Linked DNA regions of Homo sapiens: region 2 is linked to region 1. A link is a contact called in ENCODE Hi-C or POLR2A ChIA-PET data. All regions are on one chromosome and are shown on one strand. The core of a region is the stretch at or near the end of the contact, and the rest is flanking DNA. Distances in the headings are between cores, read along the strand shown.

Region 1 (7,678 bases), core at 2,605-5,104:
TCTTGAGGCCTCCTTTCTGTGTTTGGGTTCCCCTGACCTAAGAGCACCGTGTCAGCCTAAGACAGCTCCCTGCCCACAGGCCAACTGGCCCAGATGGACCTGGGGGACAGAAGCCAGGCCCTATGCTAGCCTGGGTCCCAGCCCCCATTCACACCCTACCCAGAGTGGCCCTGGCCTCTCCAGTGGGCTTCGGGGTATCTTATTCCCTGACACAAAAAGTGGCATCTCTCCCTGGTGTGGGGATTATCCTGGTGGGCAGAGGCAGAAACCCCTTGAATAGGAACTTAGCCAGTCCAGGTGAGCGTGTGAATGCCTGTGTGGCCCAGCTGGGTGTGAACACAAGTGTGAGTTCTGTCCAGTTCTTGCAAGAGAGTGGGGGACCCTGTCCAGCCTGGGTGTGTGACAGTGTGGTGTGTGTGCGCACACAGCCTGGCCTGAGTGAAGAAATGTGAATGTGGACACAGCTCGGGGCCCTCCAGATTGGTGGCCCGGCCCACGGAAACTGTCCTCACAAAGGCCCGCATCCACTGGGGAGGGCTGCCTGGCCTTCCTCAGTGGGTAGACACTGGTTAGGCCTGTGGCAAAGCCCTCTGGCCTGGCCACACACAGGCCTTGTGTGAGTGGTCTCGTGGCAAAGGAGTGAAGGAAAGGGGTGGATTATTCTAGCCCGTGAATGTGGGGCCGGGACACTCTCTGCCCACTGAACAAATGCAGTAGGAACTGGTGCTCCGAGGCAAAGACATATCGGAAAAGTGTGTAAGCGATCGGAGTGCGGCCAATTCTCCCAGAATCTCAAAGGGCAGGTGGCCTACATCTCTACCATGTCAGTTTCAGGGCTCCGAGGACTTTGATTTGCTGCTAACTTTGTGACATCTTTAAACATTTTTTTGTCAGTAGCTTCTTCTCTAGAGTGTCGATGGGAGTGAGCAGGGGAGCCACAGGGTGAGGGGTGAGGGGAGGGGGACGCTGGCCTGGGGCCTGGACGGGCATGTGCCTCTTGGAAGAAGCCATGGCCACTTCCTTGGGACCAGGGTCTGCACACACATACAGAGTTGTGGGGCCCGTGGACGGTGGGTATGGCGGAGCATGGAGAACCCCTGACCTCTGCACTCACCTCCCACCTCCTGGGCGGTCACGCCCTGCTCAATCATCCGTCCTAGGAAGCGGATAGAGTCTCTGGAGAGAGTCCAGGGGATTGGAGCCACACAGTGGGGAGCACACCAGCTAAATGAAGGTGACTTGTGCTGACCCTTCAAAGGCTGAAAGCCAGGAGAGCCACTGCCTTGGATAGAGAATCTTGGGGCCTGGCTCCCATTTCCTCTGTTTGGGGTCTATGGCTACCTTCATTCAAGTCATCGCCCCCTCCCTTTACCCTTCAGGCTCCACCCTCTCCCTGCATCTGAGGTGTCCTTCCTCGCTCAAGCCTGGGTTGGAGGGATCACCCCCTTTCTCCCTCCACCCTGTAACCACCCTGCTTGTTGAGACGTGGCTCCATCTCTGGGCCACACGCTTCCCATTCTCTTTAGTCTAATGTTTCCCTGGTTATACAGCTTATTCATGCTAATTGTAGGAAGCACGGGAAATTCGGAAAACATAAAATGAGGAGCAAAGTTAGGCCTAGACCCGGCACTTAGAGATACACACTTGCCCGTCTGGAACATTCGACAGTTGCGGGGTGCCCCTGACTTGTAACAGCACTTCCTACCCTCAGCACGTTGGTATTCTCACTCAGCTCTACGAAGTGGCAGCTGCCGCCACTCATTTTTCCTTTTCACAGCTGGGGAAGCTGAAGCAGAGAGCTGCGGCCACTTGTCCCGAGGCGCATCGTCTCAGGCTCCCCAGCACACCGTCCACTGTTGCCTTGCACCCTACCCCATGCCATGGCCTGCTGCCTGCGCTGGGGCCGGCAAGCCTCCCTGCATGGTGGGCACCCTTCCTAGTCCCCTGCCTGCACCTGGTCTGACTTGTGGGCTGGCTCTGAGCTTCACCCATCTCCCTGGGGCCACTGCAGCCAGGATGGGGAAGGGCGGCACATTTCAACGGCGTGCCTCCTGGAAACCACATCAAATGGTGCAGCTAGGAATTAATAAATAAACTTGGGAGACAAGTCAATTACCCTCTCCCTGTGCCCCTGTCCCCCAGGGGCAAACAGTGGCATGTGGTTCCCGGCCTCAGCATGCCTTCCCGGGGGCAGGCCTAGTGCTGCAGCTGGCTTCTGTCAGATTAGCTGGGCGAGATGCAGCAGGCCTCTGTCCTCTGGGGAAATGGATCCCTTCCTGGGAGGTGGGGACGGCATTCCCGGGTTACTCTGTTACTGCCCTCTTCCTGCACCCGTCCGTGTCTCACTGTGTTCATGGTGCCCAAATCACTGCCCTCCCTAGTCCCCGACACAAACGCTTCTGGTCAGCCGTCATAACGTCTGCAGCTCCGTCCTCAGAGCTGGAAGCTGACATTACTGAGACTCCAGTAAAGGTCCACACTGCTTAGTGTCGTCAACTCATCAGAACTAGCATTATCATTTAAAAATCAGAGGGACTACTTGATGCTTTTGAAAACATTTATTTATGGCTGGGCGTGGTGGCTCACACCTGCAATCCCAGCAGTTTGGGAGGCGGAGGCAGGAAGATGGCTTGAGCCCACACGTTCGAGACCAGCCTGGACAACACAGAGAGCCCCATCTCTATAAAATAAAACAAAAGTAATAAAGAAAAATAAAAAAGAAATAGCCGAGTGTGGTGATGCATGCTAATCCCAGCTAATCAGGAGGCTGAGGTGGGAGGATCGCTTGAGCCCAGGAGTTCAGGGCTGCAGTGAGCCATGATCGTGCCACTGCACTCCAGCCTGAGAGACCGAGCAAGACCCTGTCTCAAAAAAGAAGAAAAGAAAAGAAAGGAAAAGAAAACATTTATTCACTCAGCAAATTCTTAACAATGCCTGCTTTGTGGCAGAGTTTTTTCTAGGTGGCAGAGATACAGAGACAAGAGACGCAGCCCTGCCCCATAAGGAGCTTACAGTTGTGTGGAGAAGTCAGACAATACAGCTACCATATGGGGCACTTCGGGGGGAAGGAGGGGGACCCAGCACAGTCTAGAGGGCTCCCCAAGGGGCTTCCTGAGTAGCTGATGCCTGAGCTGCATTATGAGGGACAAGTCATGGGGGCTGGAGGGTAGGATGGTGACTGCTGTTCCAGATGGAGGGGACAGCTCTGCAAAGTCTCAGAAGGGGAGTGAGGTGAAGGGGGAGAGCTGTGAAGGCACTGGCCTGGCTGGAACTTGGGTGTGGAGGGAGCAGGGTGAGAGCAGAGGCTGGGAGTGGGGACACGGCTGTGAGGGCCTGAGCTATATGTAACTGTTACAGAGTTGTGTCTTAGGGGTGTGTGTGTGTGTTGGGGGTGGGGGGGTCGGAGATGGAGTGGCCACATAGACTTCTTTCTTCCTTTAAGTTTTGAAAAAAGTGATGGGATTATGGATTCTTTCCAACTGTGTGTGTGTGTGTGTATATATTGGGGGTGGGGTTTTTTTTTCTATGTAGAAACTAAGAAATTAGCAGTCTGACAAATATCAGAACAGTATCAGGAAAGAATGAGTCCTCTTCTGACATTTACTGTCACTGAATTTTCTATGGTTGTATTATATAGGCATGTCCTTTAGATCAACCATTCTCAAGTTTCAGTGTGAATGACCACTGGGGACATTTACTGAAAATCTGGGTGTTTGGGATTTGTCCTGGAGATTTTGATTCAGCAGGGCCCAGCATTGTGCATTCTTCAACAAATTCTCCTGGATTATGTGGAGTCAGTTTCTACTGCTTTGATAAACTCATTCCGAGAGCCTGATTATTTCCTCTTGGGGAATTTGCTGGCAATTCAAGAGTCTACCACCAGATGGCAGTGGTGCTTTGTGATGGATCTAGGCAAAGCCAGTTTTCTACAGGGGGATAGTTGTTGAACAGGCAGTTCTCCTTTATTGCAAGAATGTACAGAAAATAACTCTTTTAGATAATTTCTAAAATAATTTGATCACGAAATCTTAGATATAGGAGCTTGTTTTAAAGTTAAATTTACCCTTCAAACATTACAGCTGAGCTTTCCAATATGGTGACCACTAGCCATGTGTGGCTTTTGAGCACCTGAAAAGTGGTTAAATTGTGATGTGCTGAAAGTGTCATAAACACATTGGCTTTCATTCTTTAGAAGTTCCTATGACTTAAAGACATAAATAAAAAAATTAGCTTTCAAAAGCAAAAAAAGTCTTATTAATATGAAGATTGCATGTTGAAATATTTTGAGTTGAGTTAAATAAAAGTTTATTAAAATTCATTTCGCCTGTCTCTTTTTCCTTTTTAAATGTGACTACTAGAAAAGTTTAAATTATATGTGTCTCATATTCTATTTCTAATGGACAGTGCTGCATTGAAATAATCTAAATTAATTTCTTCATTTTTGAAAGTGAGAGAATCGAGGCCTCAAGTTTGATGGAAAACTGCTGGATTTGAAGTCAAAGACCTGTATTTAAGTTCCAGTTCAAACACTGACTTCATGCCTCTGGGCAAGCAATATACCTTCTCTTAGCCTCCATTTCATTGTCTGTGAAAAAGGGATAATTACAGCAGCCTTACTTAAAAGAGTTACTTAAAAGACCAAGTGAGAGAATGTGTATAAAGGAAGTTGTGTAAACTTCGAAGCATCATAAAGGTATGAAATTACTATTGTTGTGGTTACTGATAATGACTAGAACTCAGGCCAAATAAACTCTACAAGTCATGAAAGCATTCACCGTGTGAAAGTCACTGGATTGGGCACTTCTAGACTGTTAGGAATTTATAGCTGACTTGAGGAGTTGCTACTTAAGCTCACGAAATGGAAAATGACAATGCAATACACGATAAAAACAGTGATTCAAATAAGAAATGGAAAGTTTGTCCCAAGGCATATATGGTTAATAGTGAGTGTTACTGCTTTTTCTTTCTAAAGTAAGCATTTATTGAGCTGGTACAGTAGGATTGGAAGGTTGGGGTTGGGAAGAGGGAGTAATGAAAATGATGAACATGTTTTCTCTGTTTACAAAGAGGTTTGCCATCTGAGTAGAGGAATGAAGGCAGACACAGAAGACATGAGCGACTGAAGACCCAGTGTGGAAGCTGCCAGCCTTGGTACTTCCAATAACAGCACTGGAATTAGGCATATGTGACAGGGCTGCCAATTCCTGACCAACTCTCAACTCTCCTCTGCTATATAGAATCTCAACTCGTTAGGGTTGGCAATTGGCCCAGCTAAAATACTTCATTTTCTAGTCTCATCTTGAAGCTAAGGATAGCCACATAATTCAGTTCTGGATAATGAGGTGAAGCATGAGTGGTTGGGTTGAGCTTCTAGCAAAGTTCCTTAAAAGGTGGACATTCAGCTAGTGCACACACCAGCACCATTAACCTTTCCTCTTGCCTGGACTATGGATGTGATGGTGGTAACTTCAGCAACCATTTTGTGAGCATGAGTTCAAAAGTCATACCCTATAGTAGCAGAAGAGAAGGCCAGGATGAGCCCAGGATCTGGACAACATCGTGGAGATGCTGGGCTGCCCTGAATTTCCAGCCTTTGACCTTTTCATCATGTGACAGAAAAATGAGTTCCTCTTTTGTTTATGCCTCTGTGATCTGGGTTTCCTGTTCTATGCAGTCATTCCAATTCCTGAATGCCATTGAACATATCGTGCATATATCAAGGCTCTTGAGTTCTGTGTACCTATGGCAGGAAGAAAGTGAGAGGATTGTATTGGGGTCTGGGGCGAGAAGGTCACATGAGAAGGATGGGGCTACTCTTAAGCCCCATTCCAGCAGGTTGGGTGGTGGTGAAACATCCTTCCTTCCTTAGGAGGACGAGGACGGCAACTGATCTAAGAATCCCGAAGAAGGAGAAAACAGAAATATCACAAGGAGCAAAATTAGGAGAAGTGGGTTGTAGGCACTGAGTGGTGCCAGCCCACCCTACTTCATAGCCCTTCTGTAGAAGGTGAAGTAAGGGGAAAATTAATTGGCAACACATGTGGATTTGAATTTTCTATTTTTTTCAACAAATTTGACTAAAAAATTAAAATTTAAAATCTAAAAAATTTAAATTAAAATATTTTTAAAAACTTATGGTTGGCAGCATGCACCTGGACCCTGCCTTGGCCTTGCAGGATCCAGGGATGGGTGCCTGGAGTCCTCGGTTGGGGAGGCAGGGAATACCCTTCTGGACCTGGGCTTGGAGGGTCTACCCTGTCCAGCCTCCTACCCTTGGCCTCCTGGGATGTCCCTGCAGGGCTGCCCCTGTCTTCTTCATCTGTGCCCTCGAACTCTCCTCTCTCTGGCAGTGTTAGTGAGATGCCTTGTTCTATTCTGCTGTGTCTTTTTTAGTTTTCCTTTGTGTTTTCCTCTAGATTTCTCTTGATTGGCCCCAGCCCTGGTTGGTGCCTGTCTGCAGACAGGGCAGGTAGGGCTGTGGGTTCGAGAACTCCTCTATGTCCCTGGGTCCAGGGCCCTGGAGAAACCTGTACCCACTCCTCCCCACAGGAGCTAGTGGTCGCTGGGACCTGGTTCCAGATTTGGCTGTAGCCTCTGAAATGCGGGCAGAGGAGGAGGGTCCCAAGGGACTTGTGCTTTCTGTGGGTCGTGTCCCCACCCCCCACCCTGCCTAGCCTCATCCTTATATTTAATTACTTGAACAAGCTCTTTCTCATACCCCATCTCCCCCACCCCCCGCTGCCCAAAAAAACCCCCCAAAACCCCTTGTGGTGAAAAAACACACAGTAACACTTAGCATCAGTAACATGTATCATTTTAACCTTTTTTTTTTTTTTTTTTTGAGACAGAGTCTTGTTCTGTCACCCAGGCTGGAGTGCAATGGTGTGATCATGGCTCACTGCAGCCTCCACCTCCCAGGTTCAGGTGATCCTCCCACCTCAGCCTCCCGAGTAGCTGGTACTACAGGCATGCGTCACCACACTCAGCTAATTTTTGTGTTCTTTTTTTTTTTTTTTGTACAGATGAGGTCTCGCTATGTTGCCTAGGCTGGTCTTGAACTCGGGCTCAAGTAATCCTCCCTCCTCAGCCTCCCAAAGTGCTGGGATTACAGTCATGAGCCACTGCGCCTGGCTTATCTAAACCATTTGAATGGATTTCTTTTTACTGTTTCCTAAATCCTGTTTCCTTGCAGCCTTCCACCTCAGAGGCTGAGCCATGAGACTGACTGCCACAGGAAAGGAAAGGAAGGTAGCCATCTTTAGGCTCAGAGCTGACTTCCTTGACCTCACTATTGAGATACTGGTGGGGAAACTCAGGCTTTGTGGAAAGAGCAGGGGATTTGCTAACAGAAATCTTCCTGTAACATCTTGAGGGCCAGGCCTGGTCATTTAGAGAACAGAGTTCACCACAACCCAGGTAGGAAGGAGGTGTGTTGGTCTGGTTGAGGGGCCACTGAGGGCAGGGGGGACTTGTTCTATCTCACGGGGGGCCTGGAGAAAGCCACCCTGAGGTCAGCCCTCCAGCACCCACTGTCGGTGGCCAACTCAGATTGTAGGCAGCAGCTCAGTGGGGTTGGGCCGAGGCGGGCCCTGAGGTTCGCGTTCTCCAGCTGCCCTGGGTGTCTGCATGTGGATGGGCTCTGGAATGTCCATGTGAGCCCCCGGGAGGCTGGGAATTG
Region 2 (7,678 bases), core at 1,808-4,307, 200 kb after region 1:
ACTTCACATCCAGAGCATGGTCTTCAACCTCCCCTGAAACCTCATGAAGCTGTGGGGAGTGCGTAAGTAAGTGGAGGTTTTTGGGGGAGAAAGTCCAGGAGAGTCAGGGCAAGAACTAAGCAGGGTTTCTAGTCCTCACCTGGTTTTTCCCATGGACAAATCACTGCCCAGGTGGCTGTGACAGGGATTCTGGGCTTGGGAAAGCCCAGAGAACCCCAGACAGGTTCCACACAGCCACCCACTATCCTCCCCTCTTGGGCTTGGTAAGGGGAGAGTGGCTGGCTGGGAGTCTGGGAGGAGAAGGTCCTGTCTCTCCTCATCTTGGAGGTGGGGCTGGGCACATCCAGAGTCACCCACCACAGGAGATTCAAGGGCCGAACCCCACAAGCTGCCAGAACTCCACAAGCTGCCAGGTTTTTCCCATGGATAAATCACTGACCAGGTGGGTGTGAGAGAGATTCTGGGCTCAGGAAATGCCCAGGGAACCCGAGACAGGTTCCACACACCTGGCCACCATTGACACATATGACACTTTTGTGTAAATTAGAAGAAGGCACCCTCACCAGGGAAGACAAACCAACAAAAAAAATTCCCTTTATGCCGGTGAACTTCAGAAAGGGCCCTTTCTTCAGCGTGGGCCTGCCCTGGCCCTCCCCAGCCCCCACACCCTGCCAAGCCTTGGTTCTGCTAGGTCTGTCCCAACTCAGCCAGCCAGCACTGCCCCCCACCCATGCCCTACCCTGCCCTATGGGGACAACCCCACCATCCACCCTGGGCCGCCAGAAACTGAGACCTGTTTCCAGGGTGACAGAGGGAGCAGGAAAAGACTGGGATGTGTGCCTTAAGGCTCTGAAACCCTGAACTAGGGCAGAGATGGGGCAGCATCTCAATGAAGCCGCTGACAGATTCTAGGCCTCACGCCAGCTGCACACCAGACCTGGCAGGGGACCCAGGCTGTGCCAGGCTGACAGGGCTGGTGGAATCAGGGCTGGGGAGCACACGGAGGCCACCCAGCCACCCTGGCCACAGAGGTGCCCCAAAGGCAGCAGAGGCTGAGGGACGTGAGGGTCCTGGGAGACAGAAAGCCCGAGTCCTCACTTAATGCAGGGGCATCCTCTGAGCCCTGCCAGGGGCCAGTGGCAGCTGGAGAGGCATCCAACTCCATCCTGCCCCAAGGGGGCTGGGCATCTCCTTCCCTCCACCCAGCAGCCTGGTTGCTCACCTCAGCACGGCTGTGGGGACGGCCGAAGGCACTAGGGGAGGGGGTCCTCTACCGAGTGCAATCCCGCGGTCCTCGGTCCTGCCTGGCCATCAGTCACCCGGGCAGCGTCAGGCTCCCACTGGATTCCATCAGCCTGCAGTGGGGTCCAGCATCGTTTTTTGTTTTCTTTTTAAGGCTCTAGGAGATTCAACTCTGCAGCCAGACAGGTCAGGAACTACTGAACTGATCAATATTGTCCCTATCGGAATGTGCCTGCTGTCATCACCACAGTGAGTGTCATGGTGTGGATTCTGACTCAGGGCTCTCTCCGCCTCACACTCCCCACACACTCAACATGGCCTGAATACCTCCAGAAATGGGATTCCTGAGACTCCACCGGGGGATCAGGTGGCCAGGTGGTGCTGCGGCAAGCCTGCTTCACATACTTCCTCTCCCAGGTGAACTCCTGCTGCTCTCTCCCTGCAGCCAGCCCCCTCCTGCTTCCTGAGCAACCCCCGCGTGCCCAGATCCTCTCAATCCTCCCTGCTTTCTGTCTCCTGTGAGGGGATGGAGGGAGGGATACGGTTCCAAATTCTATTCCTGCAGGTCAACAGCATCAGCATGGCTTTCCCAGCATGAAGTGGGTCGTTCTTCCAGGCCCACTGGGGGAATTGGAAGCCGCAGGGCAGACTCAGGGAATCACTGGAGATGGTGCAGTGACCTTTAAGTAGCGCTGCGGGACCACCAAGCTCCGGAACTCAGGCTACCCCCATGGACGCCCCCCCAGGTCACTGTTCTCTGCTTCTCAGGCTGGGGCAGTGGCTCCCCATTTCAAAGGTCCCTCTGCCCCAGGGGACTTTCAATCCCTTCCTCAGTGCCCACCCTGGTTTGAAAAGCTCTAATGAGGAGGCCACTGTGTTCACTGCAAAAGAGAACCCCTGGAGCTAGTGAAATCTGAGTCCTGGGCACAGCCTGGATGCAAAGCTTTTCTGAGTTCTCACAACCTGCACGAACACATACGTGGGAAAGTGTCTTAGAGCACGTTCATTTTTCTCTGGCAAAACCTAATTAACACGCAACGCCACCTTCCTCAGGAATCTGCTGCGTGCTATCATTGCAATTCCTAAGAAAGATTTAGTGAAAATTCTCTGGCTTTCCACGGCAGGCCTTGCTCATATTGTGAGTGTGTTTCTTACTCTCTGGACTCATGTCAGCAAGAAAATCAATGTCTTCCCAAGAGATGTGTGGATGATAAGGCTTCTGTTTCCCAGTAAAGTTTATGAACTAAAGCTCCCCCAACACACCCACCAGTGCACCACCCTCTATGGCGGGGGTCCACCTCCGCTTCACCACTCTCTCTTTTTCCCCAACAGCCCAGCCAAAAGGAAGTCAGAATTATAGCAGTGCAGGGAAGGACCAGGGGGCAGAGCCAGAAGTGTCATGGGAGTGAGCAAGACTGGCCTAATGGGCAAAGCCTGACACCAGCAGGAAGAGTGATAGTCCGGGGAGGTAGGCTGGTGGCACCTGGGAAGTCTGGGGCCTCAAATGGCCAGGTAGGGATCATCTCAAATGATGGAGGCCCCAGGGAGTCAGCACCCCAGAACCCAAGAGGGCTGGGGCCTTGGCTTGGCAGAATAATTGTACACATGCCCGGTGCTTTTCTACGTGCTTTATGTTGCTTAGTTCATTTAATCTTCCCAACAATTCTGTACTACTTTCACCCCCATTTTACAGACACGGTAACTGAGGCACAGAGAGACTACGTTGCTTCCTTAGAGTCATACAATTGATATGTGAGAGTCAGGATTTGAGCCCAGGTAGTGTGGCTCGGTGCCCACCCACTAAACCACCACACCACAACCCACATCACAACTCAAGCACACGGCGGAGAGGAGGAAGAGGAGGAGGTGGAGCAATAGTAACAGTCCTGGACCCAGTTAGCAGATGTTCAGGTTACTATGGCTTTGTAACTCCAAAACTTAATGGCCTAAAATATCATCAATGACTAATTTCGCTCCTGAATCTACAGTTTGGGCAGGGCATGGTGGGAAGGTTCGTTTCTTCTCTGCAAGGTGGTAGCTAGGGCAGCTCATCTGCGGACTTGAGGGCCCACTTGTAAGATGATTCAGGCAGTCAGCGAGAACTGGCTGCTGGCTGGGAGCTCAGCCAGGGCTGAGAGCTGGGGCCTCCGTTCCTCTCCACATGGGCCTCTCCACAGGCTGCTCACCCTCCCTCTCAGTACCGTGGCTGGATTCCAAGAGTGAAAACCCCAAGAGACAGGAAGTAGAAGATGACAGTTTCTGAAAGCCTAGGCCCAGAGCTGGCAGCAGCATCACTTTTGCCATATTCTATTATGTGAAGCAGTCACATATTCCAGATTCAACAGGAGGGGATATAAAATTGACCTCTAGGCCGGGCGTGGTGGTTCACGCCTGTGATCCCAGCACTTTGGAAGGCTGAGTCGGGCGAATCACCTGAAGTTGGGAGTTCAAGACCAGCCTGACCAACATGGAGAAACCCCGTCTCTACTAAAAATACAAAAATTAGCCTGGCGTGGTGGTGCATGCCTGTAATCCCAGCTACTTGGGAGGCTGAGGCAGAAGAATCACTTGAACCCGGGAGGTGGAGGTTGCAGTGAGCAGAGATCGCGCCATTACACTCTAGCCTGGGCAACAAGAGCGAAACTCCGTCTCAAAATAAAAAAGCAAAAAAAAAAAAAAAAAAAAAAAAAAAAAAATTGCTGATCTCTAGATGGAAAGAGTGTTGGAATTTGGGGGCCAGGTTTTAAAACTGCCACATGGGGCGTGGGATCCAGAGGAAGGGCTGGATTCCAGGTATGAGGGCAAAGTGGCTGTTTGATCTTGCTCAAAGGTAGACTAAAGGGAAGATAAATTGACTGTAACACTCACCAAGTCCCCAGCATGTACCAGGTGTTGGCCCTCATGGGCATTATCTCAACTTACCTTTGCAAGAACCCTCTGACACAGATTTTTCACCACTCTTTGTAGATGAGTACTCTGAGGCTCAGAGAGGGTGTAAGCCTTATCCAAGGTCACATGCTGGTGAGTGGCCAGCTTTTCCAATTCCAGAGTTGACCCTTTAACTCCTCTGATGGGTTGCCTCCAGATAAGGAGCAGGGCTGGCCCCAGAGATGTGGCAAGGTGGGTCAGGATAAGGTAGGAGAGCAAAGAGCCAGGCTGTCACTCCCCATCCACTCACCTCCTCCTCCAGAAGCCCTCCCAGGCAGGAAAGGGTCCCAAGACACCCTGTCCCAAGGACCCTTTCCCTCTGACACCTCCTCAGTCTGGGATGTGCACCGAGCTTCCCCTCCGCCCTGTCTCCCAAGCTGTATTTCTCACCCCTGAGCAGTTCCCCAAATCCTCCCTTGTACTTCCTTGAAACCTTCCCAGGGCATTCTCCCAATTCCACCTGTCTTAGCCATAAGCTGTGAATAATTACCAATGTAAGGCTTTCAATTTTCGATATAAAATTTTTACTTTAGAAAAGTTTTAAAGAAAAATGGCAAAGATAATACAGAGAGTTCCCATATTCTCCACACCCAATTTCCCCTATTATCATCATCTTACATTTAGTACGGTACATTTGCCACAATTAATAAACTGCTATTGATATCAGCCCTACAAGATTAACATTATTATTAAACTATGTTCATACTTTATTCAGATTTCCTTAGTTGTTTTTTTTTTTAACCTAATATCCTTTTTCTGTTCTAGGATGCAGCATTACATTTGGCCATCATGTCTTCTTAGGTCTCCCTTGGCTGTGACAGTTTCTCAGACTTTTCTTGTTTTTGATGATCTTGATGATTTCAAGGAGTATTGGTCAGGTATTTTGTAGAATGTTCCTCAGCTGGGATTTGTCTGATGTTTTAGGTTATGGGTTTGAGGGAGCAAGACCTCAAAGGTGAAGTGCCACTTTCATTACATCCTATCAAGAGTATATGCCACCACCATGACCTGTCACTGTCGATGTCAACTGCGTTCACAGTTAACAGAAGTAGTGTTTGTCAGGTTTCTCCACTATGAAGTTATTCTTTCTTCCCCTTTCCGTGTATACTGTTTGGAGGTAAGTTGCTATGTGGAGCCCACATTTAAGGAGCAGGGAGCTATGCTCATCCTTGAGTATCTGTGAATATCATCTGCAATTCTGTATTTTTGTATCTTCTCCCCCTTTTCTCTATGTAGCCATTTATTTATATAAGTTCAAACTCATGGATATTTCTCTTTTTTTTTAGATGGAGTCTTGCTCTGTTGCCCAGGCTGGAGTGCGGTGGCATGATCTCGGCTCACTGCAACCTCTGCCTCCTGGGTTCAAGTGATTATCCTGCCTCAGCCTCCTGAGTAGCTGGGACTACAGGTGCCTGCCACCACACCTGGCTAGTTGTTTGTATTTTTAGTAGAGATGGGGTTTCACCATGTTAGCCAGGATGGTCTTGAACTCCTGACCTCATGATCTGCCTGCCTTGGCCTCCCAAAGTGCTGGGATTACAGGCGTGAGCCGGGATATTTCTCTTCTACTTTGGGTAATTATCCAATACTACTGTATTTATTTTATTGCTCACTTTGTTCCAGCTTTAGCCACTGGAGCTCTACCAGTTGTCTCCTGTGTCCCTTTGACATACTCCCATCATTTCTTCCTCAGATCTTCCTTACTTTCTGGCACTACAAGATGTTCCAGGTTCATCTTGTACATTTCCTGTTCCAATCCTAGAATCAGCCATTTTTACAAGAAGCCCTGGTTTTTGTGGGGGTTTTTAAAATTGGAGAATGATATTAGAAGCCAAAATCTGAGCACTAAGTGTGCTCACAGCTACTGGGCTGTCATTACTTCTAGGCCCTCTTAGCTGACAGAGCATAGAAATACATGTGTATCTACTAACCTGTATGTATATCACAACAGATATACACAAACATATAAATATTCCTATATGTCACTATCTGTATCTATATTAAACTTGATTTCTTTTTTTTTTTTTTTTTTACTTTTTTTTTTTTTTATTGATCATTCTTGGGTGTTTCTCACAGAGGGGGACTTGGCAGGGTCATAGGACAATAGTGGAGGGAATGTCAGCAGATAAACAAGTGAACAAAGGTCTCTGGTTTTCCTAGGCAGAGGACCCAGCGGCCTTCCACAGTGTTTGTGTCCCTGGGTACTTGAGATTAGGGAGTGGTGATGACTCTTAACGAGCATGCTGCCTTCAAGCATCTGTTTAACAAAGCACATCTTGCACCGCCCTTAATCCATTTAACTCTGAGTGGACACAGCACATGTTTCAGAGAGCACAGGGTTGGGGGTAAGGTCACAGATCAACAGGATCCCAAGGCAGAAGAATTTTTCTTAGTACAGAACAAAATGAAAAGTCTCCCATGTCTACTCCTTTCCACACAGACACGGCAACCATCCGATTTCTCAATCTTTTCCCCACCTTTCCCCGCTTTCTATTCCACAAAACCACCATTGTCATCATGGCCCGTTCTCAATGGGCTGTTGGGCACACCTCCCAGACGGGGTGGTGGCCGGGCAGAGGGGCTCCTCACTTCCCAGTAGGGGCGGCCGGGCAGAGGCGCCCCTCACCTCCCGGACGGGGTGGCTGGCCGGGCGGGGGGCTGACCCCCCCACCTCCCTCCCAGACGGGGCGGCTGGCCTGGCGGGGGCTGACCCCCACCTCCCTCCCGGACGGGGCGGCTGCCGGGCGGAGGGGCTCCTCACTTCTCAGATGGGGCGGCTGCCGGGCGGAGGGTCTCCTCCCTTCTCAGACGAGGCAGCTGGGCAGAGACGCTCCTCACCTCCCAGACGGGGTCGCGGCCGGGCAGAGGCGCTCCTCACATCCCAGACGGGGCGGCGGGGCAAAGGCGCTCCCCACATCTCAGACGATGGGCGGCCGGGCAGAGACGCTCCTCACTTCCTAGATGGGATGGCGGCCAGGAAGAGGCACTCCTCACTTCCTAGGTGGGATGGCGGCGGGGCAGAGACGCTCCTCACTTTCCAGACTGGGCAGCCAGGCAGAGGGGCTCCTCACATCCCAGACGATGGGCGGCCAGGCAGAGACGCTCCTCACTTCCTAGACGGGGTGGGCAGAGGCTGCACTCTGGGCACTTTGGGAGGCCAAGGCAGGCGGCTGGGAGGTGGAGGTTGTAGCGAGCCGAGATCACGCCACTGCACTCCAGCCTGGGCACCATTGAGCACTGAGTGAACCAGACACCGTCTGCAATCCCGGCACCTCCGGAGGCCGAGGCTGGCGGATCACTCGCGGTTAGGAGCTGGAGACCAGCCTAGCCAACACAGCGAAACCCCGTCTCCACCAAAAAAATACGAAAACCAGTCAGGCGTGGCGGCGCGCGCCTGCAATCGCAGGCACTCAGCAGGCTGAGGCAGGAGAATCAGGCAGGGAGGTTGCAGTGAGCCGAGATGGCAGCAGTACAGTCCAGCTTTGGCTCGGCATCAGAGGGAGACCGT

The links. A loop is a pair of places that touch in the nucleus more often than their neighbours do. ChIA-PET counts read pairs that join two places held with the same protein, here RNA polymerase II (POLR2A). Pooled maps may share reads with other maps.
Region 2: a loop to region 1 is called in a pooled map, with 4 times the contacts of the local background. The contact joins two enhancer-like sites. A Hi-C loop is called at or near these places in 4 of 50 pooled maps. POLR2A ChIA-PET finds 5 or more read pairs at or near these places in 3 of 52 experiments (AG04450, H1 and activated naive CD4-positive, alpha-beta T cell).

The regions. Positions count from the first base shown.
Region 1 is chr2:42,855,262-42,862,939 of GRCh38, forward strand. No RefSeq gene overlaps it. Among named protein-coding and RNA genes, the nearest start is that of TRI-TAT2-1, 49 kb to the left of the region's middle. RefSeq lists an enhancer at 1,974-2,561. Within about 2 kb of position 3,855, at least 3 of the 41 ENCODE cell types and tissues checked have a DNase peak (open chromatin) inside an H3K27ac peak, as active enhancers do.
Region 2 is chr2:43,056,319-43,063,996 of GRCh38, forward strand. No RefSeq gene overlaps it. Among named protein-coding and RNA genes, the nearest start is that of LINC01819, 21 kb to the left of the region's middle. Within about 2 kb of position 3,058, at least 15 of the 41 ENCODE cell types and tissues checked have a DNase peak (open chromatin) inside an H3K27ac peak, as active enhancers do.